Regions from separate parts of the Homo sapiens genome. Here regions 1 and 3 are each linked to region 2. A link is a loop called in an ENCODE intact Hi-C map of the cell type or tissue named here. Cell type or tissue: Calu3. All regions are shown on one strand. Links, peaks and the distances in the headings refer to the core of each region. The heading gives the core; the rest is flanking DNA.

Region 1 (10,247 bases), core at 1,248-9,247, 160 kb after region 2:
ATTAGACATTCATACACCTTCTTTGGTGAAATATCCATTTAAATCTTTGTCCATGGTTTTTGATGGGCTTGCTTATCAAGTATGAGCATTCTTTGTATATTCTAGATACAAGTCACTATCAGATACGTGTTGTGCAGATATTTTCTCAGTCTGTTGTTTGTCTATGTCTTTTGGGGCATAAGAGTTTTTTGATTTTGATGAAGTCAAATTTATCAATTTTTTTCTTTTGTTTTTTGCTTTTGGTGTTATATCTAAGAAATTTTTGCCTTGCCCAAGGCCTTGAGGGTTTTCTCCTATGTCATCTTCTAAAAGTCATATTGTTTTAGCTCTTACGTGTAAGTCTGTGATCCACTTTGAGTTAATTTTTGTGTATGGAATGAGGTGGGGGTTAAAGCTCATCTTTTTGCATGTGGATACCAAATTGTCTCACCACTATTGGTTAATAGGGCTATCCTTTACCCAAGGCACTCTCTTGGCACTTTTGTTGAAAGTAAATTGAATGTAAATAAAAGAATTTATTGTCTGGATGGTCAGCTCTGTTCTGTGGATCCATACATCTGTTCTCATACCAGACCACACTGTCTTCATAATTGTATTATAGCTTTACAGTAAGTTTTGAAGTTAGGAAATTAAAGTCCTCCAAATTTGCTCTTCTTTTTCAAAATTTATTTGGCTATTCATGGTCTTTTATAAGTCCATATAAATTTTAGGATCATATTGTTAAGTTCTGCAAAAATGCATGCTGGAATTTTGATAGGAATTGCATGGAAACTATTCAGTTTGGGAAGAATAGTCATCTTGTCAACACTGAATTTTCCGATCCATGAACATGAAATGTCTCTAAAATTATATAGATTTTTAAAATTTCCCTCAGCAATGTTTTATAATTTTCAGTGTAAAAATCTTATACTTCTTTTGTTAAATTTATTCCTAAGTATTTTATTTTTTGTTGCTGTTGTGCAAGGAATTGTATCCTTAATATCTTTTTCAGATTGTTCATTGTTTATACATAGAAGTGCAATTGATTTTTGTATACTGATCCTGTATCCTGAGACTTACTGTGCTTACGATATGGTTTGGCTGTGTCCCCACCCAAATCTCATCTTGAATGTTAGCTCCCATAATTCCCATGTGTTCTGGGAGGGACCCAGTGGGAGATAATTGAATCGTGGGAGCAGGTCTTTCCTGTGCTGTTTTCATGGTAGTGAATAAGTCTCACGTGATCTATGGTTTTATAAAGGGGAGTTTCCCTGATCATTCTCTCTCTTGTCTGCCACTGTGTAAGATGTGCCTTTCACCTTCTGCCACGATTGTGAGGCTTCCTCAGGTATGTGGAACTGTGAGTCCATTAATATAAATTACCGAGTTTTGGGTATGTCTTGATCAGCAGCATGAAAACAGATTAATACAGTAAATTGGTACTGAGAGTGGGATGCTGCCGTAAAGATATCTGAAAATGTGCAAGCAACTTTGGAACTGAGTAACAGGCAGAACTTGGAACAGTTTGGAGGGCTCAGAAGAAGGCAGGAAAATGTGGGGAAGTTTGGAACTTCCTAGAGACTTGGAGGGCTCAGAAGACAGGAAGATGTGGGGAAGTTTGGAACTTCCTAGAGACTTGTTGAATGGCTTTGACCAAATTGCTTACGGTGATATGGACAATAAGGTCCAGGCTGAGGTGGTCTCAGATGGAGATGAGGAACTTGTTGGGAAGTGGAGTAAAGGCCACTCTTGCTATGCAAAGAGATTGGCAGCATTTTGCCCCTGCCCTAGAGATATGTGGAACTTTGAATTTGAGAGAGATGATTTAGGGTATCTGGTGGAAGAAATTTCTTTCTTTTTTTTTTGAGACGGAGTTTCACTCCTGTTACTCAGGCTGGAGTGCAATGGTGCAATCTCGGCTCACCACAAACTCCGCCTCTCGGGTACAAGCGATTCTCCTGCCTCAGCCTCCCGAGTAGCTGGGATTATAGGCATGCATCACCACGCCTGGCTAATTTTGTATTTTTAGTAGAGATGGGGTGTCTCCATGTTGGTCAGGCTGGTCTCGAACTTCCAACCTCAGGTGATCCGCCTGCCTCAGGCTCCCAAAGTGCTGGGATTACAGGCATGAGCCACCACGCCCAAACATGGTGGAAGAAATTTTGAAGCAGGAAAGTGTTCAAGAGGAAGCAGAGCACAAACATTTGGAAAATTTGCAGCCTGATGATGTGATAGAAAAGAAAAACCGATTTTCTGGGGAGAAATTCAAGCCGGCAGCAGAAATTGGGTAAGTAACAAGGAGTCCAATGTTAATCACCAAGCAAATGGGGAAAATGTCTCCAAGGCATGTCAGAGAACTTCAAGGCAACCCCTCCAATCACAGGCCAGAGACGTAGGAGGGTTTCCTGGGCCGGGTCCAGGGCCTTATGCTGTGTACAACTCAGGGACTTGCTGCCCTGTGTCCCAGTTGCTCCAGCTGTGGCTAAAAGGTGCCAAGGTACAGCTCGGGCTGTGACTCCAAATGGTGCAAGCCCCAAGCCTTGGCAGCTTCCACGTGGTGTTGAGCCTGCAGGTGCACAGAAGTCAAGAATTGAGGTTTGTGAACTTCTGTGTAGATTTCAGAGGATGTATGGAAACACCTGGATCTCCAGGCAAAAGTTTGCTGCAGGGGTGGGGCCCTCATGGAGAACCTCTGTGAGGGCAGTGCAGAAGGGAAATATGGGGTCGAGCTCTCACACAGAGTCCCTACTGGGGCACCACCTAGTGGAGCTGTAAGAAGAGGGCCACCCTCCTCCAGACCCCAGAATGGTAGATTCACCAACAACTTGCACCATGCAACTGGTAAAGCCTCAGACACTCAATGCCAGCCTGTGAAAGCAGCCAGGAGAGGTGCTGTATCCAGCAAAGCCTCAGGGGCGGAGCTGCCCAAGGCCATGGGAGCCCACCTCTTCTGTCAGCATGACCTGAATGTGAGACACGGAGTCAAAGGAGATCATTTTGGAACTTTAAGATTTAATGACTTCCCTACTGGGTTTTGGACTTGCATGGGACCTGTGGCCCCTTTGTTTTGGCCAATTTCTCCCATTTGGAGTGGGTTTATTTGCCCAGTGCCTGTAACCCCATTGTATCTAGGAAGTATCTAACTTGCTTTTGATTTTACAGGCTTATAAGGTGGAAGGGACTTGCCTTGTCTCAAATGAGACTTTGCTGAAAGAAGACTTTGGGGGACTGTTGGGAAGGCATGATATGTTTTGAAATGTGAGGACATGAGATTTGGGAGAGGTTAGGGGTGGAATAATATGGTTAGGCTGTATCCTCACCCAAATCTCAGTTTGAATTGTAGCTCCCGTAATTACCACATGTTATGGGAAGGACCCAGTGGGAGGTAATTGAATCATGGGGGTGGGTATTTCCTGTGCTGCTGTTTTTGTAGTGAATAAGTCTCACGAGATCTGACGGTTTTAAAAAAGGGAGTTCCCCTGCTCATTCTCTCTCTTGCCTGCCTCCACATAAGAAATGCCTTTCGGCCGAGCGTGGTGGCTCACGCCTATAATCCCAGCACTTTGGGAGGCTGAGGCGGGTGGATCACTAAGTCAGGAAATCGAGACCATCCTGGCTAACATGGTGAAACCCCGTCTCTACTAAAAAATATAAAAAATCAGCCAGGTGTGGTGGCGGGCGCCTGTAGTCCCAGCTGCTCAGGAGGCTGAGGCAGGAGAATGGCGTGAACCCGGGAGGCGGAGCTTGCAGTGAGCCGAGATCGCGGCACTGCACTCCAGCCTGGGCGACAGAGCGAGACTCCGTCTCAAAAAAAAAAGAAAAAAAAAAAAAAAAGAAATGCCTTTCATCTTCCACCATGATTGTGAGGCCACCCCAGCCACATGAAACTGTGAGTCCATTAAACTTCTTTTCCTTTATAAATTACCCAGTCTTTGGTATATCTCTATCAGCAGGATTAAAGCAGACTAATAGATCTTTGTATTAGTTCTGATAGTGCTTTTATGGGTTCCTTGGGATCTTCTGCACACAGGAGCTTGTCATCTACAGTAGACAGTATTACTTTTCCTTTCCCAGTGTGGATGCCTTTGTTCCCCACCTTGTACTTGCCTGATTGCACAGCCCCCTTTTCTCTCAAGGCTGATGCTGCTGAAGCTGGAACCCCCAAGAGAGATTGACTCCCCGTGGCCATAGACCTATGCTGTGACCTTTGGTGGCCCAGGAGGATAGCAGCAATGAGCCACAGCTGCCTTCCAACTTTGTGGGGGTGGGAAGGCAAAGCCTGTGCTCACTGTCAGATGTCCATCACAGGCCCATGTGGCCATGGGGCATGGCCCCAGGTCTCTGGACCCTCTAATTTGGGATCCCTAGTTCTGAGAGCCCCACTGAAGATTTTGCATCTGATTCCTACCTTATTCCTCCAAACACACTGTGTAGCAAGAGATGACTGTCTGGGCGCCACATGGTGACCCCAAATTGTTTTAATAAAGTTAGTCTTACATTATTCCTTATCAGTGAGTGAAGCAGTGGGAATCTTAGGAATATAGCACAGAGGGTTTGGGAAGCTGAGTATGCCAGACTGTAGGGCCTGTGGTGTTTAGATATATGCTCCCCAAACTGAGGCAAGGCCTCATGTCTAATATTGATTTTTTAACACAGGAAGAGATTTAGAGAGGGAGGTTGAGGGGGAATCACTTCTCATGGAACCAAGGAGCTTCAGGGAAGGTTAAGCTGCCTTCAGAGGGTTATTTAGAATATCTGAGGGGGTGGAGTTTAAAGAAAGAATATTCAATACTATAATTTTAATTTTGTTTTCCAAATCTGAGTTTCTTTTGCTGTAATATAAACTTGAAAATTAAATTCAACAAAATCATTTTTGTTCTTGGAAACAGAAAATACAGCGAGTTTCAAAGGAAACAACAGGGAGTTTGGGGGTTTCTATGGTCCTGCAGGTGGAGACTGCGCTGGAGAAAACCCAGCGTTATTACACCCACGTGGGTGTGGAATGCAGAAGCCTGGTCGCATAATAATACATGATGTTTATTGAGTGTTCTCTGACACTCAACAATAATAGTTAATGTTTGTTGAGTGCTTTATAAATGCAACCATTATAAATGAAGGACCACTCTTGTTTAGTGTTGACGGAGGGTGCAGTGGAAAAACTAAAACACAGTCCGGGAGCCAAAAGTTCACAATAGTGTCAACTCTTTACTTGCTTTGTCAAAAATGGTGACGGGATCCAAATACACTGCACAATGACATTCGTAAAGAGATTTGTTCACCTCTCCAGCCCACTTCCCACAAGCCTTCCCCACAGCACAAGCTGCTCCCAGACATCTTTCTTCCCAGTGCACCTACCACATCCCTCCCTCCCCATCCAGTTTCTGACCCCAAAGAGCAGCAGGGCCAGAAGTCAGTTCTCCCACCTTGGCACAAAGAAGAGCCCATGCGGAGGCCTCATTTCCAACATCTCGTAGACCAACAGGCACAAGAGTGTCACACTGGGGTCTAGAAGCATGACTCCATGTGCTGTGCTGGGTGCTTTATGTGTTGATGATGATAATGATGGTAGCTTCTAACCCTTGATGTTCTGTGTGGCCAGGCATTGTTCTAAGCGCTTTATATCCTGCCCTCAAATTCTTGCAACATTCCTAAGAAGCAGGCACTAGCCTCACTATTTTACAGAGGAGAAACTAAGGCTTGAAGTTAGATACCTTGCCTGCACTTACAGCTATTAAATGGCGAAATAGAATTTGAAACCAGGTCATCTGCATCAGAATCCATGCACTTAATCACAAGGCTACTACTACATCTCCAGCTATATTTCATCTCAGTTCGTTTTCACAATAGCATTTCCTTTTTCACATGATAAAACAGAGGAGAGGCTCAGAGTGTTAAAAGTCAATGGCCCAAGTCATAGAGCTATTAAAGGAGTGGAATAGGCCGGAGCGATAGTGGGGAGGGCCGGCGGGAGGCTGAAGGCGGTAGTCTATTGTACAATGCTGCCATCTAGTGGTAAAATCTGAAACCTTCCTTATACGTACCCCGCCCATTTCTAAAAATGATTTACAGTTGCTTGAAGTTTCAGAAGATGGAAACCCTGTCAAATCCTCAAAGTATTAAAATAAAAGTGAAAGGAAAACAACCATATCATAATGGAGGAATAGCTGAGGCAATAGTTTTTAACTGAGAACCTACTTGGCTCTGAGTTTCCTGGCAGCCAAGGCTAAGAAGGAAATGTGTGTTCCATTGCTTATTGCACAATAAAAAGTCGATTAATCCATCACAAGACCAGCCTTGGACTTCATTTTTAATTCAACAACAATGGCACTAAAGATGTTGTAGGTGCCCTCCTGTGGACATTCATTTACCTGGAAAAGCCAACCAAGGGTCCCGATGGAACAAGTATGCTTGTTTATATAGGGGCCCTGGCTCAGCCTTTCCCCAAGCAGTCATTCCTGGGATGAGAATGACCCATGAAGGCTTTCAGCAAATGCTATCCACTAGGTCTTTCGGGCCCAGGCACCACCCACATTTGTGGTAGTTTTGGTTCAGTTATGTTTCGAAGGCAGCGCTGAGGGCCTGGCCCCTTGGTTTGGACTTTGGGTGGTGGCAGTGACAGTGCTCTGTTGTTCCATGAGCTCCAGAGATGTACTCTAGACCTGCGCTGTCCAATAAGGCAGTCACAGGTTACATGTGGCTCCTGAGCACTTAAATTGCAGCTGGTCTGAACTGAGATGCCCTGGAAATATAAAATCCACAGCAGATTTCATATAAAAAAGGAAAAATATCTCATTAATAATTGTTATACTCATTACATCTTGAAATAAATTATTTCATGCTGGATTAATAAAAAATAAGTTATTAATTTTACTTATTTCTTTTCACATTATAAAATGGGACTTTTAAAAAATTTAAAATTGAGTATGTGGCTGGCACTGTATTTCTTTCACGTCTAGAGATAGAAGAAATACTCTAGAGAGAGTATTTCTCTCTCTTCCTGGCTCCAGAGAGGTGGACTAGGCACTCTGGTCACCACGGGTAATGCCCCAAAACCCTAAGAACCTTTTGTGTTATTATGGGAGAACAGTTGTCTTTGTCTTCTAGATGCAGGCTAGCTTAGAGTTGAAGAATTTGGCTAAAGTGTTCAGTGGCTCCAAACAACTTTGCTCTGCCAGTTGGGACACGTTCTCTGTGTCAGCAGGCCAGGGATTGGGGTGGGGGTGTTGTCAACAATGGGAAAGGAGGGGCAGGGGGAAGGCAAGTTTGTTTCTCAGAAGTAGAATGAGCCACCCCTGCACCTGAAGTGGGTGTCTCTTTTGAAAAGGATTCTTTGGTCTCCAGGTATACAGTGCTCCTTCCATCACTGGGGTCCAGGTCTGGGCCCCAGCATTTGGACTTCACTCACCAAGGCCAGCTCTGATTTGCTGATGTATCAGTTATAGTTTTCAGAAGCCAATTTGCAAATTTCCTTTCAGATCTTAAAAAGGCTGGAAAGCAGAGAGATGAGGGCATAAAGCTTTGTAAATTATCAAAATCCCAAGCACACACATCTTCAAGCGCACAGGAACCACAAGTCCCCAATCATTATTGTGGTTCTGCTTTTTCCCCTATATTATGTGTTACAATATTACGAGTCAATTTCCCAGAAGTTTTAGCTGCTTTTCTCTGGCTGCACTAATTATATCAATAACAAACTCACAATCACATCAAATGACTGTCAACATATCCCAGTGCGCCATGCTCCATGAAATGACTAAATAAAGCAAAATTCCTTTATGGATTCCTTGGAGTATAACTGATCACAAGTTTGAGAATCTTGGGCTAAATCCAAAAGATGGCATCAAGCTCCCAGGCAGCTGGCCAAAATGTGAAGGCAATCTGCCTGGATGAACTTCTTCAAAATTTCCAGTTTACTCTTAGCACATCTAAGGTCACTGTATGAGTCCGTTTTCATGCTGCTGATAAAGAGATACCTGAGACTGGGCAATTTACAAAAGAAAGAGATTTAATGGATTTACAGTTCCACATGGCTGGGGAGGCCTCACAATCATGGCAGGAGGTGAAAGGCAGGTCTCACATGGTGGCAGACAAGAGAAGAGAGCTTGTGCAGGGAGACTCTGTTTTTCAAACCATCAGATCTCACGAGACTTATTCACTATCACAAGAACAGCACGGGAAAGACCTGCCCCCATGATTCAGTTACCTCCCACCAGGTCTCTCCCACAATAACTGAGAATTCAGGATGAAATTTGGGTGGTGACATGGCCAAACCACATCAGTCACACTCCAATTCTTGAATGAAACTGGGTAGGACCAGTGCCCACCCAAATGATCAGAAGGGAGTGTGTGCCTCCCACACAGTAACTCCCCATTAAATGTGAGTTCTCACGTCAGAGGTGCATAGGGCTGGGGAGCCAGAAGTATGTGAGGTCTCTTTCTGGGCTTAAAGCAGGGAAGGAACCCAGAAGCCCCCTGCTGAGCAGAGGACTCACTGTGGGGTTTGCCCTTTGGTAAGTCTGAATTTTGGTGGTCGAATTCAAAAGCCTCCTGTAGCGTGCAAAGGACACAGCTTCAGAGCCTTCCAGGGTGGCTAGCTCATGGTGGTCACGCCCCACCTCCTGTGGAATGAATGGATTCCACAGGGCTTAGTTGTCTGTTACTGTCTTGTTTCCTGTTACCCTGGGCTATGTCTCTTAGGCTGCCTCCAAATCTTCAGGGCAGCCTTGGAGGAGCCTCACACCGGACTCAGGCTAGAGCTCCCAAGGGAGAGCAAAGCCGTGGGGTGACTAGGTGCTCAGTGAGTCCCCAGGGGAAAGGGAAACTTGGGGAACAGGATGCAGGGCTGTGCTACCTGGCAGCCCTCCTTTCAAAGGGGATGCATCTCTGGCCATCATAAAAGATTCAGTTCTGTCAAGGGCCTTCCAACATGCAGAGCGTGAATGAGGCCTGTCAAGGGGCTCCCGGGGCCTCCCTCCCTTCGCCTCCTTCCTCCAGATGATGTTTCTTTCCCTGGGGTCTTGGCAGCTGGTCCTGAGCTCCCGGCGGCCCATTTCCCGGACCTGCGTTCCCAGGCATGGCCACACGAGTGCGCCCGGCTCCCGCTCCGGATCCGCCTCACCGGGGCTGAGTCAGGCTAGCTAACGGGCCGCGGGATCCCAGGGCCGGGTCCCCCGACCCTGCCTGATCATCTGAGGGGCAACTTCGCTGCGCTTGGAAATCCTCTTGACGACTTTGTCTGCCAGGACGCCCCAGCGGGGCCAGCTGAGCGTCCTGGCCTGCGGCTACAGCCTATGGTGAGGGGTGGAAACGGCGCCCTCCTCCAGTGCTGCAGAAGTGATGAAGATTCCCGCGACCTGGAGGCACCAAGTCCTTCTCAAGCGCAGGGGAGAGGGAGGGCGCGGTGCGGGGGGGTCCTGGGGGGCTCCCTCGGAATGAGGGATGGGTCTCCCGACGGCGCCCCCAGCCAGGGCCAGAAGCGTGGGCGCGCCGCGTTCCCGGTGCTTCCGTGCAACACGTTTCTGTCTCTCCCGTTTTCCAGAGGGAAAATTTGCCGTGGGAAGCAAGGATTCCCGAGCCTCGGTCCTGTCCACGCGGTGCAGGGCACCTGTCCAAGGTGGGCCTGGCCTGGCCCTGCCCAGATTCAGCCAGGTGACCGGGGCTGCAGGCAGATCCAGATGACAACGAAGTGCTCTCCCCTCCATTCTCCAGGCCTCTCCTGCGGGGACCCAGCTGGAAGGCCTATGGGCTCCCACCCCTCAGGGCAAAGGCTGGACTTAAGGGCCAGGCTTTCCAGGTGTCATTTCCTCTCCGAACCTCTGGGTGTCACTCACCTCGAATTTCCTGTCTTTAGTTGGGCATTGGCCGACAGAGCGCGGAATCTCTGCTGCCCTGCTCAGGCAGAAGGGCTTGGCCTCCTTCCCACAGGCCATGGTCCCCAAACACCACTCAGCACCCCCAGGCAGGCTGCACATCTGGATGGGCATAGGGGGAATAGGATCCCACACTCACCCTCACCATGGCCTCAGGCTGTGCAGAGCATGCTTCCAGGTCCTTGACTTTGGGTTTGGGCAGATGACTTTGGCCAATGGAATATTAGCAGTCATAGGGTTAGCAGAGGCTTTCAATGTGCTTGAGAGATTGGCTTTGCATCCCCGCACTTCACTGATTGAACCTAAATGAGAAGCGTTTCCTCCTGGTAGCTGCTGCCCTTTCATCCTGGATCCCATAATAAGCACACATAGAGCAGGCCTGAGCCCAACCTGCAGTGG
Region 2 (10,247 bases), core at 1,325-9,324:
GTTCCTTTGCTCTATGTATGTACTTTTATACCAGTACCATGCTGTTTTTGTTACTATAGTAGCCTTGTAGTATAATTTGAAGTTGAGTAATGTGATGCCTCCAGATTTGGTTTTTTGTTTAAGATTGTTTTTTGGTTCCATATGAATTTTAGGATTGTTTTGTCTAATTCTGGGAAAAATGATGTTGGTATTTCGATACAAATTGCATTGAATCTGTAGACTGCTTTGGGCAGCATGGTCATTTTCATGATATGGATTCCTCTAATGCATGAGTGTGGGATGTATTTCCATTCGTTTGCATTGTCTGTGATTTCTTTCAGAAGTGTTTTGCACTTCTCCTTGTAGAGATCTTTTACTTCCTTGGTTAAGTATACCTAGGTATTTTATTTTATTTTTTTGCAGCTATGGTCAAAGGGATTGAGTTCTTGATTCTCAGCTTAGTCATTGTTGGTATGCTACTGATTTGTGTACTTTGATTTTGCAACCTGTGACTTTACTGGATTTATCAAATCTTGGAATCTTTTGGAGGAGTCCGTAGGATTTTCTAGATATATAATCATATCATTGGCAAACAGAGATAGTTTGACTTCTTCTTTTCCAATCTGAATGCCTTTTATTTCATTCTCTTGCCTGAGTGCACTGGCTGTGGCTTTCCATATGTTCTTATTTTTAAAGGAGAGACTTTTACCCAAAATGAAAAAATTATTTGGATTGGAAATTGGAAGAAGTACTCTGTAAGTATTATTTTTTACATAGTCAAATTTGGTGGTTTAATTTTATTTCTAGATTTTGCTGTCATTCATAGCATACATTTATAAAAGTTTATAAAAATGTTCTTTATTTTCTTCCAACATAAAGTTATTAATTTAATTAGTGCATTCGGTATTTGCCAGGAGTTCTGTAGGAATCATGAGTAGCTTTTGGGTTTTTCTGCGTATAAAAGTGTAAGTATCATATTATGTAATAATTCATGTAATTATCCTTATTTAGGAATGTTTAATGTACTTCTTTTTTCTCTTCACAGATTCTTTCAACTTTTAAGAACAAATGCACCTTATAGCTCATGGAAGAAAAAACACAAATCAAGACATTTTTGGGTTCCAAGTTGCCAAAGTATGGAACAAAATCTGTAAGAAGTACATTGCAGCCAATGCCAAATGGGACACCTGTTAATTTATTAGGAACTTCCAAGAATAGTAATGTCAAAAGTTACATCAAAAATAATGGCTCTGATTGTCCATCATCTCATTCATTTAATTGGAGGAAAGCAAATAAATATCAGCTTTGTGCACAAGGTGTCGAAGAGCCTAACAATACTCAAAATTCACATGATAAAATAATTGATCCTGAAAAACGTGTTCCTACTCAAGGAATGTTTGATAAAAATGGGATAAAGGGAGGTTTGAAAAGTGTTTCTTTATTCACATCAAAGTTAGCAAAGCCATCCACTATGTTTGTGTCATCTACAGAGGAGTTAAACCAAAAGTCTTTTTCTGGACCATCTAATTTGGGTAAATTCACCAAAGGCACATTATTAGGAAGGACTTCATATTCTTCGATCAATACTCCAAAATCACAGTTGAATGGATTTTATGGAAACCGATCAGCTGGTAGCATGCAAAGGCCTAGAGCGAACTCCTGTGCCACCAGAAGCAGTTCTGGAGAAAGCTTAGCTCAATCCCCAGACAGTAGTAAATCTATTAATTGTGAAAAAATGGTAAGGTCACAAAGTTTTTCACATTCCATTCAGAATTCATTCCTTCCACCTTCATCTATAACCAGATCACATTCCTTTAATAGAGCTGTGGATCTTACAAAGCCTTATCAGAACCAACAGCTATCCATTAGAGTGCCTCTACGGTCAAGTATGCTAACAAGAAATTCCCGGCAGCCAGAAGTACTCAATGGGAATGAACATTTGGGGTATGGATTTAATAGGCCTTATGCTGCTGGTGGAAAGAAGTTGGCTTTACCAAATGGCCCAGGTGTAACTTCTACTTTAGGTTATAGAATGGTTCATCCCTCTCTACTGAAATCTAGCCGATCTCCATTTTCTGGGACTATGACAGTTGATGGAAATAAAAATTCACCTGCTGACACATGTGTAGAGGAAGATGCTACAGTTTTGGCTAAGGACAGAGCTGCTAATAAGGACCAAGAACTGATTGAAAATGAAAGTTATAGAACAAAAAACAACCAGACCATGAAACATGATGCTAAAATGAGATACCTGAGTGATGATGTGGATGACATTTCCTTGTCGTCTTTGTCATCTTCTGATAAGAATGATTTAAGTGAAGACTTTAGTGATGATTTTATAGATATAGAAGACTCCAACAGAACTAGAATAACTCCAGAGGAAATGTCTCTCAAAGAAGAGAAACATGAAAATGGGCCACCACAGGATATGTTTGATTCCCCCAAGGAAAATGAAAAAGCCTTCAGTAAAACTGATGAATGGATAGATATAAGTGTCTCTGGTAAATATTACTTACCTTAAGTTTTTTTGCTTTCTTTTAAATAATATAACTGAACTTACATTTAGGATTATCTTCAGATAGATTTCAAGATATTATCAGTTTCACGGAGGGATAGATCTAGACAAAATTGAGGTGGGTTAACGTTTATTTTCCTGTGACTTTTGCTCCATACCCCATTTTTCACCCTATCCAAGACAATATTAATAAAACCACTCTTAACCTTTGTTGTTCTTTGGCTGTTATACACAGCCTATTCCTGCTTAGTATATGCAGTGCTTCTAAATGACTTCCCCTGCTTACCTCAACCAGTGTGGTATGCCATTAAACAAACCATCTCTTCTCTTAGGATAGCATTTCATTGCTATTTGTTAAGAGTAAAGCTGTACCAAAGGGTACAATGAGATAATATAGGTTATGTCTAATCTCACGGATTTTTTTATCCTAGAAAATTCTTCTTGTTTAGCAATTTTTTAGATACACTTCCTGAGAGAGCTTTATTTATTTATTAAACTGAAGAAAGTGAAATAATACCTGTTAAACATTTCCTCTTATGTTTGGTTATCCTGTTACTAAATGCTGGATAAAATGTATTTGGTATTTGTATGCCCATATACCTGAATAAAGAACAACTAAAGGGATTAGATATAGACATGTGGTATAATCAGGGGACTAGATCGTGCATAGAAATGCATGTACAAACCCTTGATTGTCTATAGGTCTTCTAAAAGAGACTGCCGGAACAAGTTTATTTCCTTATAGGGAGGCAATTATGAGTACCCTACATTATTTAATCTATGAAGTTAAATAGTGTACACAGAGGAAAAGGAGTTTCCTGGCCAGTGTTTAAAAATAAATATCTTGGGAAATATAGGAATATGAGGGTTTATTTACATTTTTGGAAATATTACAGAAGTGAAAGATGACTAAATGAATTTTCTTTTCCTCTATTAGAAAATATTTCAGTAGGTTATTTTAAAGATTTTGGCTCTTGATGTTTTTATTGCTTAGGATATAGAAAATGCTACAGTTATGAGTGCTTTTTTTGAGCCAGCTTTTTTGCTATGATATATCAAATTATTAGCACTTATATTTTTAGGACACGAGAAACAATTATATTTTTGTGAATCAGTAACCTTTTTTCTCTTGAAGACAGGAGTGAATGTACAAAACATACTTCTGGGAATAATTTGGTTTCACCAGATACAGACTACAGAGCTGGTTCTTCGTTTGAACTCTCTCCATCTGATAGCTCTGATGGAACATACATGTGGGATGAAGAAGGCTTGGAACCCATTGGAAATGTCCATCCAGTTGGGAGCTATGAGTCCTCTGAAATGAACAGCATAGTATGTATGGATTTATATACTCTTGGAATATTTTGTTTACCCTACTATAGAGAGACTTGTGATATGATTGATTTTGTAAAAAATTTATGAATTAACTTTACTACTTTGAGAAATGGAAATTCATATTTGTTAAGAGCCTATAAAATATCTGACTCTAATATGAAATAAAGCATGGAGAATATATGACATTTGACTTAAATATACTCAACATGTTTACATATATATTCCTCATACATATGTGCATACTATATTAGTAGTTTAATCTATGCCAGTGGTTCTCAAAGACTGGGGGAGGAGGTCAATGACTGGAGGTGGTTTTGGTTGTCATATTGATGAGTGCTTCTTGGCATCTAGTGGGTAGATGCCAAGGATGTTGTTTAACATCCCACAGTCCACAAGACAGAGACCACAATGAATTATCTAGCCTAAGATGGCAGTACTGCTGCTGTTGAGAAACCTTGGCCTGTGCTATACTGAGGTAACATTGAAGTGCCAACTCTCAGTGGGATAATACAATACAAGTGTATTATTTTACTCTTAGAAAGTTTGTTGTGGGTCTGGACAGCTCTCTAGGGCAGCTGTCTTTAGTGATCTAAACTACTTTGATTTTGGGGCTTGACCATCTTTTGAGGTCCCTTCTTTTCACTATGGCAGAGGAAGAGAGTGCCAGAGGGTCTCACACATATAATTACTTGCATTGGCCTGCAGGCAACACTTGGCACTTCCGTTCATGATCTGTTGACCAGAACTAATCATGTGGTCCCATCTGAGTACTAAAGGGACAGGAAGTGTAATCTTTGTGTGTGCCTGGAAGGCAAGGGAATCAGCTATGGGCAAGTGTTAGAAGACCTGCCATGAATTTATATGTGCATATTTTAAGAAACATGGCAAGTAATGTGGATAATATGCCATATGGGTAAAGTGTAATTGGTATGTTTAAAGTGACTCATTGCAGTTATTCAGTATATAAAATACGATTTTCCAGTAGTTGTATGGGAAAATTGGTAGTCTGTGGATATATTAAATTCCAAGTGGATTTCAGGCAATGTAATTTTCTATACTCCTATAAACCTTTTACTTAAGCCATTGTTAACGGAGGCTTAAATTGCACAAACATTTTTTTTAACCGTTGTCAACACCTTGCATACAAACATTTAATTTAGAGACAGTGTCTTCATCTCATTAGATAAAGGAGGCTCAGAAAAGATAACAGTTTAAGACCTTATATGCTGTCTTACTAGGAGTTTTAAGGCAAATATGATTGAAGTGCAAATGAAAAAGGTGTCCAGCAGATGGCAGCAATAAACCACTTAGTACCTGACAGTTTTTGGAGGCTAACCACCTTGATTCAGTTCATTGTTCCTGTAACTAATCACAAAATAGCTTTCTGTCAAAGATTTCAGAATGCATCTGGATTAACTGTTAGTCCTTAAGATCCATGAGTTTCCTCCTTGTTCAGTAGGTTTATGTCTATTGGTATGGGAAGAAAAAAACATCCATTCTGTGCTTTGGAACAAGATGGTGTTTCTGTCTTTCTCTTCTGATCTAAGGAGAAGATGACAAAGTCTGAGAAAGAATAGAGAGTTGATGGCAAAAGTTGAGAACCATGTGTTGAGTTCTCGTACAGTGATGTAGGATTTACCATTTTTGCTCTGAAGTTACGTGAATTTTTTGTTTTGTATAAATTTTAGGCGTGTACCTGTTCAGAATTGTTGGTTTGTTTTTTTTTTTTTTTTGGTGAATTGGACTTTCCATCATTACTTAGTGATCTTCTCTATCTCTAACTATGCTTTTTGTTTTCACACTCCTTTTTTTCCAAATATTAATATACCTTACCAGTTTTATTTATATATTTTCTCTTCTTTTACTATCAGCCTTTTTTATGTATAGCAAATAGTTTATTATTTTAAAATTTTCAGTTTGTCTTTTTCTTTTGACTAGTGAGTTTAATCCTTTTATGTTTGTATTGTTATACTTGGACTGTATTTACTCTGCCATCTTATTATTTTTATTTAAATTGTCTTGCTTTTTTTTTCTGTTTCTTTTTCTTTTTTTTTTTTCCTACAGTGGTTCAAAGTAGTATCTCTTACTTAACCCCTCAAGACCTTTAGCATATTCTCACTTTTCTTGTCTCTGCAACACTGCTTCTACCAGTCCAGGTAAAGATAAGGAGCTTTCACTAGAATGTACATCAACTGTGTCACTTCTAACACAGTTTAGTTCCACCCACTGTTCATTTCTGCTGACATTGTTTTTGTAGTAAGTCTTCCTTTTTGAAAGAAACAATGTGTTGATATACATTCTGATGCAATCTCCTAATCATGTCAAGGATCCCAACAAATAGTTTGTAGACTGATTACTTTTCATAACACCAGTCTAGAATCCTGGCTATTTATTTGTTTACATGCTACCAGTATTATGCAGAGGTCTGATTTACGTACAGTAAAATGCACAAATCTTCTGCAGACAGACCAGAGAATTTTGATAAATTTGTATGCTTGTTTGACAATCATCCATATTAAGATATAGAATACTCCCATCGCTCCAGAGTGTTCCCTTTCTGTTCCTTTCAGTCAGTCATTCTCTTACTCTGCAATCACTGTTGGTTTCGGTCACTATAAATTAGCTTTGACTGTTCTTGAACTTTATATAAATGAAATCATAAAGGTGCTGGTTTATATCTAGCTTCTTTTCATTAATATTATGTATTTGTCAGTTGTAGTTTCTTTACTCTTGTATCATATTCCTTTGTGTGAATATACTACAACTTATCTTATTGTTCATGGGCATTTAGGTTGGTTCCAGTTTCTGGCTATTAGAGTATTGCATGATTGTGAAGATTTTGATATATGTTTTTTTGGTGAACACTTATTCATTTTTGTTGGGAAAATGTGTAGGAGAGAGATTCCTGGGTTATAGGCTATGCTGATGGATAAAGATGCTGTCAGTGTTTCAAAGTGATTGTGCCTGTTTACACTCCCCACTGGCAGTAAATGAACATTCCGGAAAATTCACCTTCTTGTCTATTCTTGGTGCTTTCTGCCTTTTTGCATTTTTGCTATTTTGTGGGTATAGTAGTATTGCATTGAGATTTTGTCTTGTATTTTTTGATAACTACTCACAGAGCACCTTCACATATGTTTATTGGGCCATTAGGATATATCCTCTTCTGTGAAGTGTCTTGTGTTGGGTTTGTTTTCTTAATGATTTGTAAAAATTCTTCATATTTTTTGACATAAATATTTATTTTATATCAATATGTAGATGTTTGTATTCATGTGTATATTTACATTTTATATATGTAGAGTGTATTCTTTACTGTGAGTTGCTTTTGAAATCTCTTAGTGTCTGTTGATATAGAACTTACCAATTTTGATATTGTCCAGTTTTACAAGTTTTCCCTTTACCGTTACCACTTTTTAAAAAACTGTTTGTGAAGTCTTTTCCCACCTTAATATCATGAATATATGTTTCAATGTTTTGCTCTAAAAGCATTATTTATTTTTAACCTTTTACCTGTAGGTCTCTAGTCCCCATCTGGAAATTATTTTTCTGTATGGTGTGAGATAGATGTCACGATTAATTTATTTTAGTCATCTTTCCCCCACTGTACTTCAGGGTCATCTTTGTCATAAATCAGTGACTGCATATATAAATATTTCATTGCATAGACAAATATTTCTGTTTATTTTGTCAGTTATATGTTATTTTCATTATCGTAGCTTTAAAATAAATTTTGCTGCCTGGTAGGGTAAGTCTTCCAGCTTTGTTCTTTTCCAAGATTTCTGTAGCACTTCTTAACCTTTTGTATTTCCAATTAAATATTAGAATGAGCTTGTCCGTTTCCAGGAAGGACCTGCAGGGATTTTGAATGGGATTGCATTGAATTTATAGATGATTTTGGAGAGAATTGACATATTTATGATGGAGATATAGTCCTCCATTAATTTCAGACTTTAGAAATACTTCTTGCTAATGTTTTGTACTTTTCTATAAAATGTTATGCATGTTTGATTTTGACACTGTAAGTGGTACCATTTTTATAATTTTATGAGTTTTTGTTGTATATACAAATATACCTGATTTTTATCATGTATATTGGACTTTTCTAATAACCTTGTAAATTCATCTACTAGTTATAATAATTTGCCTTTGGATGATTTTGGAACTTGTATATACATTCTATAATCATACCATTTGCAAAAAAGTTGCCTCACCACCCCAGCGCTTGCCCTATTACACAAGTTAGGACCACCAACGTGATGTTGAATTGAAATGGTGATAGAATTTCAGAGAGAAAGCCTTAATAGTTCACCATTAAAGTTTTTGGGAGTTGAGAGGGAGTTTAATCAGAGTATGGAAATTCTCTTTTATTTTGTTTGCTGAATTTTTGTTGTGAATGAATATTAAGTTTTACCAAATGCTTTCTCTACGTCTGTTGAGATAATGAAGTTTTTTTTGTGTTAGTGTGGTAGATTGCATGGCTTGATTTTCAAATAGTAAACTACCTTTCCATTCTTAGAATACATTCACTTGGTCGTGATGTATTATCTTTTCAAATGTTGTTAAACTAGATTTTCTAATTTTTATATTTTAAAATTATTTTTTAAAATTAAATTTTTTTTTTTTTTTTTTTGAGACGAAGTCTCGCTCTTCTCACCCAGGCTGGAGTGCGATGGCGCAATCTTGGCTCACTGCAACCTCTGCCTCCCAGGTTCAAGCGTTTCTTCTGCCTCAGCCTCCCGAGTAGCTGGGATTACAGGCGCCTGCCATCACGCCTGGCTAAATTTTGTATTTTTAGTAGAGACAGGGTTTCACCATGTTGGCCAGGCTGGTCTCGAACTCCTGACCTCAGGTGATCCACCCGCCTTGGCCTCCCAAAATAGTGGGATTACAGGCATGTGCCACCGCGCCCGGCCTAAAAATTAATTTTTAGAAAAGAGATAGGGTCTGTCTCTTTTTGTCCAGTCTGGCCTTGAACTCCTGGGCTGAAGTAATCCTCCTCCCACAGTCTCCCAAGTAGCTGGGACTACAGGTGCATGCCACTATACCCAGCTCTGCTAATAGTCTATGTTTTTGCATGTATGTTCATGAGTAAGATTGTTCTACTCTGTAATTTTCTTGTTTTTCTACTTGTTCTTGCCATGTTTTGGTATCAAGATCATGCTGGCTTTATAATGAGTTGAGAAGTGTTTCTTATTTTTCTGTCCTTTGAAAGAATTTGTGTACAACTAATGTGCTTATTCCTTAGGTATGTAAAAGAATTTGCCAGAATTCAGCCTTCTGGACCTGGAGTTTTCTTTATGAGAAGGTTTTTAATAACAGTTTTAATTTTTAGATATTGGCATATTAAAATTTGTATGTATATTCGTGTTGGTTTTTGAAAATTTGTCCATTTCATCTAAACTTGTCATTTGTTGGTGAAAGTTGTTTAGGATTATCCTCTTTTTAACATCTTATAGGGACGTCTGCTTTTCATTCCTAATACTGGTTATTGGTGTTTCCTCTCTTTTTCTTCATTTCCAAGAACCAAATTTGGGCTTTGCTGATTTTTCTATATTGTGCTTATTTTCTGTTTTTATTGATTTTGGTTTATATCTTTATTTCCTTTCTTCTACTTTTCTTTAGTTTAATTTGTTTTTTCTTTTCCAAAGTTTTTGACATGGAAACTAGATAATTGATTTTTAGCCTTTCTCCCTTCTCTGGCATATGAATGAATTCTCATAAAGAGAAGCCTTTATTATTTGGGAAAGAATGCATTCAGTAAACACCCTAGTAGTAAATATAGCAGTTAGTTCTTTTTATGTGCGTTGTTTTAAAATTGTGAATTCTAAGGCATGTTGTATAGGCCATTATCCTTAATGCATTTATATATCCATGAACAATATACAGTATGATTTTGTACGTATTTTACAACTTAGGTAAGTGATATGTAATATTCTACAGGTTTCTTTTTTAACTCAATTTTATGTTTTTTGTGTATATGTGTATTTGTATTGTAGTTCTAATTCATATTTATTACTTTATAATATTCTGTCATTTGAATATACCTGTATTTTTCTCTGTTCCCCTGCTAATCTACATTTCAGTTATTCTTTATTGCTAATAATAATGTCTACATGGTGTAGCAGTGAACATTCGGATTCAATTCTCTTTGATCATATAAGTCAGTTTCTTTAGGATATAAACCTAGCTATAGCGTTCCTAGGATATAAAACTAGGAATAGTGTATTTTCAACTTTAATGATATTATCAAACTTCTCCCTAAAATGGTCCTACCAGTGTATACCTTCCAGTAGAGGATGAGAATTTCTGTCACTTATCATCTGAACCCCATATGTCGTCATCTGACTTCAACATTTTAATCAGTCTGGTGAGTGTGAGATGATACATAATTTTAATTTACATTTATACTATTATT
Region 3 (10,247 bases), core at 1,098-9,097, 55 kb after region 2:
TGATTATGAGTGTTTAAAATGTATAATGTTGATTTCAAGGTTAATTTGCCTGTTTTAAAACAGTGTGGCAGTTAATTGTTTACATGACTGTAATGTAAAAGTATTATAATTTACTTCATTTTGAATAATATTAAGTTCAGTTTTCACCAGAAGAACTGGTTATGCTTTTAGAAATCTTGATATTGTGATTAACATAAATGGCTGATATTTTTAAACTATTATTTTTATTTGATTTACAGCATTTAATTATCAAGCTATAAGAGTCAACTTTTATGGAGTATGTACATGTTTATAGTCTTTTGCTTTTGAATCTGTCTAGTGGAGTGTGACAATATGAACCGCTTTGACCGACCAGACAGAAATGTTCGGCAGCCTCAGGAAGGTTTTTGGAAAAGGCCACCCCAGAGGTGGAGTGGACAGGAGCATTACCACCTCAGCCACCCTGACCACTATCATCACCATGGAAAAAGTGACTTGAGCAGGTAAGTACTGTTCTGACTTAGATTTCATTTGCTGTCCTCTGATTTTGAATTATAATTCTCCCTTTCCCAGAACCCTCAAAAAACCTGTTTTTGTCTGGTTTGTTTTTAGAGGCACCAAAAAGCACTTCAAGTTTTATGTGGTACTAATTGGAATAATATGTCTAATTTGTTCTTTTTGGCCCAAATATTTTTTCATTAGTTTTATCTTAAATATAAATACTCTATTTATATCTGCTTTTTGGACTTCAAGTTATGGTATGATTTTCTAGCTGTCATTTGGAAATGATTAAATGTTAACTGTGTTAAATTTCTTAGTTTTTCCAAATAATATTTAAAATTAGTGCCAAGTGATTGGTCTTTTGCTCATGTAATAAGTTAAAATTTAAAAATTCCACAAGTACCATTAAAAACAGAAGAAGGTACTGTTTAGTGCTGAAGGTACTATTTAGTCTTTTCTTTTTCAAAGTAGAGGATAGTCTTTAAATTGGTCAGATCTTATTTTGTAATGAGGCTCCGTAGTCATTCAAACCTGGAATCAAAACCTGACCTGGCGCAGATTAGCTTTGCAAGCTTAGATAATTTATTTAAACCGTCTCTGCTTCACTTTACTATCTTTAAAACATAATTAATAATATCTTTATCTCAGTGTTTGAGAATCAGGGATAAAAGTGCCTAGAGTAGTGTCTAGTTTACAGTAGGCACTCTGTGGAAGTTATTAGTTTTTCCTTTTCACTTTCTTATCTCATTCCACAGGGATTTCAGGTCATTTTGGAGTGCATTTACAATACAAATAGTACAATTGGTTTAAAGAAATAATGGAAGAAAAACATGGTGTTGTGTAGTTCCTAAAGTGAGGGAAAAAATTGATTCTAAGATTCTTTGCAGCAAAAGCAAAGAATAAAATTTGATTTATTACAACATATACAGTACGCATAAGATAAAGGATGTGTTTTTTTCCTGAATTAATTTGTCAGAAAAGTTAAGCAACATTTTCAAACAACTGTGTTCCTTGGATGTCAGCAGTTGTAAGAAAAGAGAGGGTCCCTGGTCAAATTAGTATGAGAATGAATAGATCATAAACATTTTTTAAATGGTGGACTCAATTGTGCTTTTGTGTATAAATATAGTACTGTGATTTTGCAAAAGGTGGTAAAAAATATAATATGTAGCCATTTTCCAAAACATATGATCACAAATCCCTTCTACTTAGTGTATTTTAAGGGACTATGGTGTGGATCATCCACATGAGTGATTCTTACTGAGGAGGGAAAAATGCACAGCATTCTTAGGGGTTGCTAATTTGACTGACTTAGCACAGAACTTCCCAACAATTGGGCTGAGGTACACTGGTTTGTTGTGAATGGTTATAGATTGATCCGTTTATTGAAACTCTCAATCTTTGGGGTGTTGGTGCTGGTTTTGAGACACCTACATCCACCTCAGCAAGTTATGGAATGGGTGGTACAAAAAGAAACCTCCTCTAAGACGAGCCTTACCCCAGCATACCTTAAAACTATTAATTTCTCTCTGTGCCTTAATATTAGAAAGGTTTGGGTATACTAGCCCCAGGGCCTTTTCAATATTGCATGTGCAAAAGTCCTGTTTCCATTCTAAAACTTCCTGAGTATTGCTTCGCTTTCTTCTGTCCCTTAACTCCCGTTATTATTGTCATTAGTTATAGGATCATGCCTTATCCGTAACTCAGGGGTGTTGGGAAGACTGGTGGTTGAGAACTAATACATCCACTCATGTTCTCATCGTAATACTGCTCTGTCTTTTTACCTGGCCTAATCTTCCTCTCTTCTTTTCTGCCCAGACCTCCTTTTTTTCTACACCTTTTGATATGCTATCTGGAATTCTCTCATATCCTAGCAAACTCACATTCTTCATCTCTTCACCTACATTCTCCTAATCATAACTGAAACCTAGCTCTTTCCCAAATATACTACTTCCCCAGTAACATTTTTACACCAAAGATTCTTATTTTCCAGTCACCCTAATACTTCACTGTTTAGAGATGGGGTTTTTGTCCTCATTTCTCATTGTCACTTCTAAAGGAAGTGATTGTAAGTCCCATTTTTTGAGACTTAGGGCATTTGGCTGTATCAACTCTTCTTTACTGGTTCCTACCTGGAGCTTACAAAAGGCTTGGCCCTTAGCCCACTTTCCCTCTTTATTATAAGCTTTGCTGCAGTCCTGAGTGGCTGCAGTGTTCATGTACATGAGTCATTTAACCCTCTGTTTGCTTAGTCCTGTAGGACAGTGGTCTCCAACCTTTTTGGCACCAAGGACCAGTCTCCTGGAAGACAAATTTTCCACAGGCCATGGGTGGGAGGTTGGGGGATGGTTTTGGGATTGGGATGAAACTCTTCCACCTCAAATCATCAGGCATTAGTTAGATTCTCATAAGGGGTGTTCAACCTAGATCCCTTGCATGCGCAGCTCACGATAGGGTTCGTGCTCCTATGAGAATCTAATGCTGCCGCTGATACGACAGGAGGTGGAGCTCCTGTCAGATAAGCAGGAATGCTTACATGCATGCCCTCTGCTTACCTCCTGCTGTGTGGCCTGGCTCCTAACAGACCACAGACTGGTACTGGTCCCTGGTTAGGGGCTTGGGCACCCCAGCTGTGGGATTTTCTATATACAAGATATGTTATCTGCAAATAGTTTTTACCTTTTCCTTTCCATTTTGGATAAAAATGTCTTTTTATCTTTTGCATAATTGCTATGGCTACAACCTCTGTTGAGTAGAAGTGGTGAAAGCCAATAGGTGTGTCTTGTTTCTGATATGGGGGGAAAATAAATATTTTAAATATTTTATTGTTAATGTGATGTTAGCTGTGGATTTTAAAAGATACTTTCTATCAGTTTGAAGTTCCCTTCCATTCATGGATAGTTGAGTGTTTTTATCATGAAAGGGTGTTGGATTTTGTCAATTACTTTTTCTGTGTCTATGGAGATAATCTTTTTTTTCCGCTTTCATTCTACTAATGTGGAGTAATACTTTGGTATGTTGCGTGTTGTGTTGGTATGTTGTGTGATTCAGTTTGCTAGTATTTTGTTGAAGATTTTTTTTGTGTGTGTATGTGTATATATATATATATATATATATATATATACACACTTAAGAAATACTGGTCTGTAGTTTTGTTTTGTTTTTCTTCTTGAGATATCCTTGTCTTGTTTTGATATCAGGACCACACAGATTGAATTGGGAAGTATTCCTTTCACTTCTACTTTTGGGAAGAGTTTGTGAAGGATTTTTGTGAATTCTTCTTTGAATGTTTTGTAGTATTGACCAGTGGAGTTATTTGGGCCTGGGCTTTTCTTTGTGGCAGTTTTTTGGATTGCTAATTTAATTTTTATAGATATTCTGTAGATGTCTTTTTGGTCTTGTTGGTTTATAATGTTGCTTAAATCTTCTGCTTCTCATATATCTCTAATTGTTCTGTCCATTATTGAAAGTGAGGTGTTCAAGTCTCCAACTTCACTATATATTGTAGGGAAGGTGTGTTAGCAATAAATTCTCTGTTTTTGTTTATCTGGGAATGTCTTAATTTCTCTTTTATTTTGAAGGATAGTTTTGCCAGATGTAGACTTCTTGGTTGGCAGTGTTCCTTGTAATATTTCAACTCCCATGCTTTCTGATGAGAAATCGGCTGTTAATGTTACTGAGCGTGTCTTCCACATGATGAGTCCCCCCGCCCTGCCACCACCACCCCCCCCAGCTTTTTTTCTGCATTAAGGATTTTCACTTTTTCTTTGGCTTTCAACAGTTAAATTATAATGCGCCTCTCTTTTAGTTTATCATATCTGTAGTTTGTTGAGCCTCCTAGATATACAGATTAATGTTTTTCATCAAATTTGGGACATGTTTGGTCATTAGTTACGTTCTTTCTGCCCCTCCCCACTTCGCTCTGGCCACTTAACTACGGGAATGTATGAGCATCATTCCTTGCTTGTCACAAAAAATTTGAAAAAAAAAAAATACAAATAATGTGAAAACTACTTAAATCAGATTTCTCCCTGGCCAGGATTTGTTGTTGTGTTTTTTTGTGGTTGTTTACTGACTTTTCTAGACAGATTCTGTAAAAAGTCTGTATTTTAAAAAAATATTTGACGTCTTTGCTTGGTTTGATTAGTGGTCAGCTAATGGTTGGATGGAGATTTCATTGAATGCCTTGAACTAGTAAGTCTCCCAGCCTCCACCAGGGGGCTCTGTGTGTTTGCTTAGGCACACCTGCAGTCCCTGTAAGTAGTTTGCAGCTTAGGCACACCTGCAGTCCTGTAAGTAGTTTGCAGCTCTGCCTTGGCCTTCACTTCCTGCTTGTTTAGAGTTTCAAAGTCAGCCAAAGGTGGAAGATTAGGGGATTCTCTGGTATTTCCTTGGCATGTACATACACAGCCTATACATGTATATGTTCTTCTCTATTCCCAAGACTATATTGGAGCATTTCAAAGCCTCTTGTGGACATTTCTTTCCTCAGGTTTTCCTTTTATGATTTTTGGTCAGCTTCTTGTTTGTCCCAATTGATATTGCCATTTCAGGCAGCTGAGATTTTAAGCAGTGCACTAGGGATAAGGGAATTACCGAACAAGCTTTGAATCAGCTCAAACCAACTCCTGAGAATGGGCTTTTTCTAGGGAGCGGCCAGGGAGATCAAATCATAGCAGTTCTTTGGGAGTGGTGCTTTTTGGAGAGTTCTAAACCCATTTTGTCCCCCAATCTCTAGTGACTGCTGGATTTCATAGCTGCCATGCTTGTTGTAATGCTTTTGGTTCTCAAGCTACCACAAAGGTAAGGAGATGGGTGTGGCTATTGGATAAATTAAAATGCCACAGAGCTTGCTGTTTCTTTGAGATTCAGCAGTTTTTATTGATTAAATGCTCCTTAGTTGTTGCAAGCATTTGGCTGATTTCTAGAGTTCTGAAAAAGTTGATTTTGACAAATTTGCCAGTGTTCTTAGTGCTTTAATGGAGGAATGGAGTTTTAGAAATCTCTGTTATTCTGGCAGTGTTTCTCTTCATTTGTCATGCTTTATTTTTCTTTCTTTCCTTTTAACTAATAGATTTTATTTTTTAGAGCAGCTTTGGGTTTACAGAAAAATTGAGCAAAAATAGAGTTCTCATATGCTTTCTCACCTTCCATTAGATACAGTTTCTCCTATGATTAACATCTTGCATGATTGTATTATAATTGATGAGTCAATATTGATATTTTATTATTAACTAAAATTCATAGTTTATATTAGGGTTCACTCTGTTTTGTATATCCTATGGGCCTTGACAAATGTATAATGCCATACCATTACAGTATCATACAGAATAGTTTCACTACCCTTCAAATTCTGTGTGTTCCACTTATTCATCCCTCCCTTCTTTTCCTGAACTCCTGGTAAATACTGATCTTTTTGCTGTTTCTACAGTTTTGCCTTTTCCAGAATGCCAGAGAGCTATAATCAGATAGTAGATAGTCTTTTCAGATTGGCTTCTTTCACTTACCAAAATACATGTAAGGTTCCTCTATATATTTTTGTGGCATCTCATTTAAAAAAAAAAATTAGCCAGGTGCAGTGGCTCATGCCTGCAGTCTCAGCACTTTGAGAGGCCAAGGCAGGAGGATAGCTTGAGTTCAGGAGTTCAGGAACAGCCTGGGCACATATTGAGTCCTCGTTTTGACAAAAAAATCAAAAAAATTAGCTGGGCGTGGTGGCACGTGTCTATAGTCCCATCTACTTGGGAGGCTGAGGTGGGGGGATCACTTGAGCCCAGGAGGTTGAGGCTGCAGTGAGCCGAGATCACCCCACTCTCCAGCCTGGACAACAGAGAGAGACCCTGTCTCAAAAAAAATTACTGAATAATATTTTGTTGTATGGCTGTACTACAGTTTGTTTATTCATTTACTTACTGAAAAACATCTTGGTTGCTTCCAAGTTTTAACAATTATTAATAAAACTGCTGTAAACATTTATATACAGATTTTTGCACGGGCGTACATTTTTCACCTCATTTTGGTAAATATCAAGGAGCACTATTGCTGGGTCATATGGGAAGCATATGTTTAATTTGGTAGGAAACTGCCAAACTGTCTTCCAAAGTTGCTTTACCCTTTTGCGTTTCCACCAGCAATGAATGAGAACTTCTGTTGCTGCTCCATATCCTCATCAGCATTTGGTACTATGCTTTGGACATTAACTATTAGGTATGTAGTGGTATTTCAATGTTGTTTTAATTTGCAGTTCCCTAATGATAAATGATGTTGAACATTTTCTCACATGCTTATTTGCCATCTGTATATCTTCTTTGGTGATGTGTCTGTTCAGATCTTTGCTTATTTTTATTTTATTTTTTATAATTTCAACTTTTACTTTAGATTCAGTGGGTACATACGCAGGTTTGTATCACATATACATGGATATATTATGTGATACTGAGGTTTGGGATACAGATGATCCCATCACCCAGGTAGTGAGCATAGTACCCAACAATTTTTCAGCCCTTGCTCCTCTTTCCCTCCCCTGTCTAGTAGTCCCCAGCGTCTGTGTTACCATTGTTATGTCTGTGAGTACAATGTTTAGCTCCCACTTATAAGTGAGAACATGTGGTATTTGGTTTTCTCTTCCAGCGTTAATTCGCTTAGAATAATGGCCTCTAGCTATTTGCCCATTTTAAAATTGGGTTGTTTATTCTCTTGTTGAGTTTTAAGAGTTCTTTGTATATTTTAGATACCAATCCTTTATCAGATATATGTTTTGCAAATAATTTTTTCCAGTCGGTGGCTTATTCTCTTGATAGTACTTTTTGCAGGACAGATTTTCAAAAATTTTTAACATTTTCAACATCCATTTTTTCTTTCTTGGGTTGCACTTTTCATGTTATATCCAAAAAACTCATTGCCAAATCCAAGGTCACCTGGATTTTCTCCCTTTTCATATTATAGGAATTTTATAGTTTCGCATTTTGCATTTAGGCCTTTGATCCATTTTGACTTAATTTTTGTGAAAGATTTAAAGTCATTCTTTTTGTTTGTAGATGTCCATTTCTAGTCTCATTTGTTGAAAAGACTATCTTTTATACTCTGTTTTGAATTGCCTTTGCTCCTTTGTCGAAGATCAATTGACTGTGTATATGTGGGTCTATTTCTGAGCTCTCTATTGTATTCAGTTGATATGTCGGTTCTTTTGCCAATACCACACATGCCATTTTGATGACTGTAGCTTTGTATAGTAAGTCTTGAAGTTGAGTAGTGTTAGGCCTTCGACTTTCTTCTTCTTCAATATTGTTTCGGATATTTTGGGTCTTTTGCCTGTTCTAATAAAGAATTTAGAATCACCTTGCCGATATCCTCAAAATAACTTGCTGAAATTTTGATTGGGATTGTCTTAAAATGTTACCACAAACATAAAAATACGTACATTTAACTTTTAGTATAAAGTTTTTATTAATGGTGATGAAACACTAATGATTTTATGAAATCAAAACTGTGACTCAGGTTACATAAGAAATGAAGAAGAAAAATCTCCCCACCCCACACACATACACACACACACACACATACACAAGTATACACACACAGATATACAAACATCTGCACTTGCCAGTCTAACCTATAAATCACAAACTTTTAGATTAGCATGAAATCACACATCTTAGTAATCAAGAAGTTCTGTTGGGAGTGGGAAGAATAAAGTTATTTGTAAGTATATGGGTGTAGCCATAGAATTTGGAGAAATTCCTTTAAAACTGCATTAAATAATTATGCAACAATGATTTGTATGCTTGTGGGTTTAATATCAGGTTCTGCTACTGTATGTGAATTCAGTTTAAGTGGGTAAAGACGGTTATCTCTTCAAGATTCTTTTCTCTAGTTTGCATCTTTTTTTTTATCTTGTTGATTTTATTGGCAGCACTTAAAGAGCAAGGTTAGATAATATTGGAGACAGTGGGCTTTCATTCTCATGCCTTTGAAACCACTGAACTCATTTTTGCCTTCACCCATATCTCTAATGGTTCATTTCTTCATATTTACCTGCCTGCCTGGGCTATGATCGGCCACATAAGATCTCACTTCACTAACACATGGCTACTAGCATTCTAGTGTGTTCATGCCACAGCAGCTTTGCAGTCTTCATGTTGCTTTCACTACCGGAGTTTCTGTTAGAAATTCATGAATGTTAAAATTTATACAGAGGTACAAATGTATCAACTTAATGTGGGGGATTATGGCCAGTAATTCCCCCTTCATCTCTTATTTTTTATTACCCTTCTTACACATTTGCCCCTGGATTTGTGTCTTTAGTCTTAGAAAGTGATTTTACCTCCCATTCTGAGATTTATTTTTTAATGTGGAAACTGCATCATCTTCTCAGAATCTGAAATCTCAAATTCTGAGATTAAAATCTTCATTATCTTTCTGTCCCGTGTTCCCGCTCCCTCCTATCTTCATAGTCTCCTTTTATTTTCTGAAAATAATCCCTGTTATATATTTGCTTTCTGTTCCATCTTTCCCTCTTTCTGTCTCTTAGATTTCTCTGTTATATTGATTTTTTTCCCCAGAAAACTTCATGTGTTTCTCCCAGTGGGATTTTATGTCACTTTTAATTTATTGTCAGATGGTTTAGCAACAAATACATAGATGCAAAGCAAATGTGTCAATATTTTAACAGTTGGTAAATATAGGTGAAGGGTATATTGTTGTTCATTGTAGTATTCTTTTGATACTTCTATTTCAAGAAATGTTTCAAGATAAAGAGGTTGGAAACTTAATAATATTATAGTAAGTCATTTTTATTTAATATTTACTATATATTATGTATTAGTCCAAGCACTTTAACATATATTACCTCATTTAAGTCTTATACTAACCTAAGGAGACAAGTATTGTTATTTTGCCCATTTTATAGATTAGGAAATGAAGCATAGAGGGATTTGGTAACTTGCCCTGTGTGTTGTGTGGCTAGTAAGTGGCAGCTGAATTTGGACTCAGATCATCTATGCAGATAATATTAAAATTAATAAGATATGGCTCTGTTTTCAAAGGGCTTACAATCCAATTAGAGTTGAAAAGTATATAGGTTTCTTTATGCTGTGAAACAAATTAAGGATCATAAAATGATAGTTTTATCTAGTTGAGGGGATCAGGAAGGGCTTCTGAAGAAAGTAGCATTTCAGTACTAAGAGAAAATACAGGGTTAATTTTGAATCTCATGGTGGAGGTATTTGAAATGCAACCTAAGGCATATAAACTTTGTTCAATGAGCAGTAGAGAACATTGAGAGTTAAAGAAACTATGGCCCAAAGATAATAAATATTTTCAACAGCTAGTTACTGTCAGATAGGATTTAAACCTAAATCTGAGGTGAGAGGTGGCTATTGTGGCTTTTCTAGATGTCAGTTCTTTGTTTCAGTTAGTGAACAAGACTTGTTGACTCTTCCTTAAAACATTTTAAATTTATTAGTTCCATGCATTTGGATCACATTTATGTCAATATATGTCCATATTCCATACCTGATTCTCATGGCGTAGCCTGCAGACCAGTCTCCTTCAGTGTATTCCCTTTCTAATGCTCTCTCACTTGACAAAATAAGAAGTACCTTTTAATTTGATTATTAGCTATTCAGATTATAGTTCTAAAGCAGTGCTTTTGTCATGTGACAGCTACAGAATTTTAGAATCTTGGAGATATAAGCTTTTAAAAAAAATTCTAGTGGGTAAAATACATGTTCCTTACCCATTCAGTGCAAAAAAAAAAAAAAAAAACA

Evidence for each region. Peaks named below come from ENCODE experiments on the same cell type or tissue, not always from the same donor. Only the 100,000 strongest peaks of a DNase experiment are listed, where the experiment ranks them.
Region 1: a loop joins it to region 2, with 11 times the contacts of the local background. A loop is called at or near these places in 105 of 110 quality-filtered maps.
Region 3: it touches region 2 in a loop (3-fold over the local background); 15 of 110 quality-filtered maps call a loop at or near these places.

The regions. Positions count from the first base shown.
Region 1 is chr10:84,531,626-84,541,872 of GRCh38, forward strand. No RefSeq gene overlaps it. Among named protein-coding and RNA genes, the nearest start is that of CCSER2, 210 kb to the left of the region's middle. RefSeq lists enhancers at 3,628-4,127, 5,380-6,084. In Calu3, for the core only: CTCF peaks have their summits at 5,941 (motif pointing left) and 9,057; DNase peaks (open chromatin) are centred at 5,956, 8,596 and 9,066.
Region 2 is chr10:84,369,990-84,380,236 of GRCh38, forward strand. It overlaps CCSER2 (coiled-coil serine rich protein 2), which reads left to right. Exons shown (of 10, transcript NM_001284240.2): 2 at 1,025-2,480; 3 at 3,630-3,826. The coding sequence starts at 1,064. Among named protein-coding and RNA genes, the nearest start is that of CCSER2, 47 kb to the left of the region's middle. In Calu3, for the core only: no CTCF peak of the experiment used is centred there; a DNase peak (open chromatin) is centred at 5,122.
Region 3 is chr10:84,425,412-84,435,658 of GRCh38, forward strand. CCSER2 (coiled-coil serine rich protein 2) reads left to right here. Exons shown (of 10, transcript NM_001284240.2): 5 at 320-482. Among named protein-coding and RNA genes, the nearest start is that of CCSER2, 100 kb to the left of the region's middle. In Calu3, for the core only: CTCF peaks have their summits at 4,709 (motif pointing right) and 4,911; a DNase peak (open chromatin) is centred at 4,710.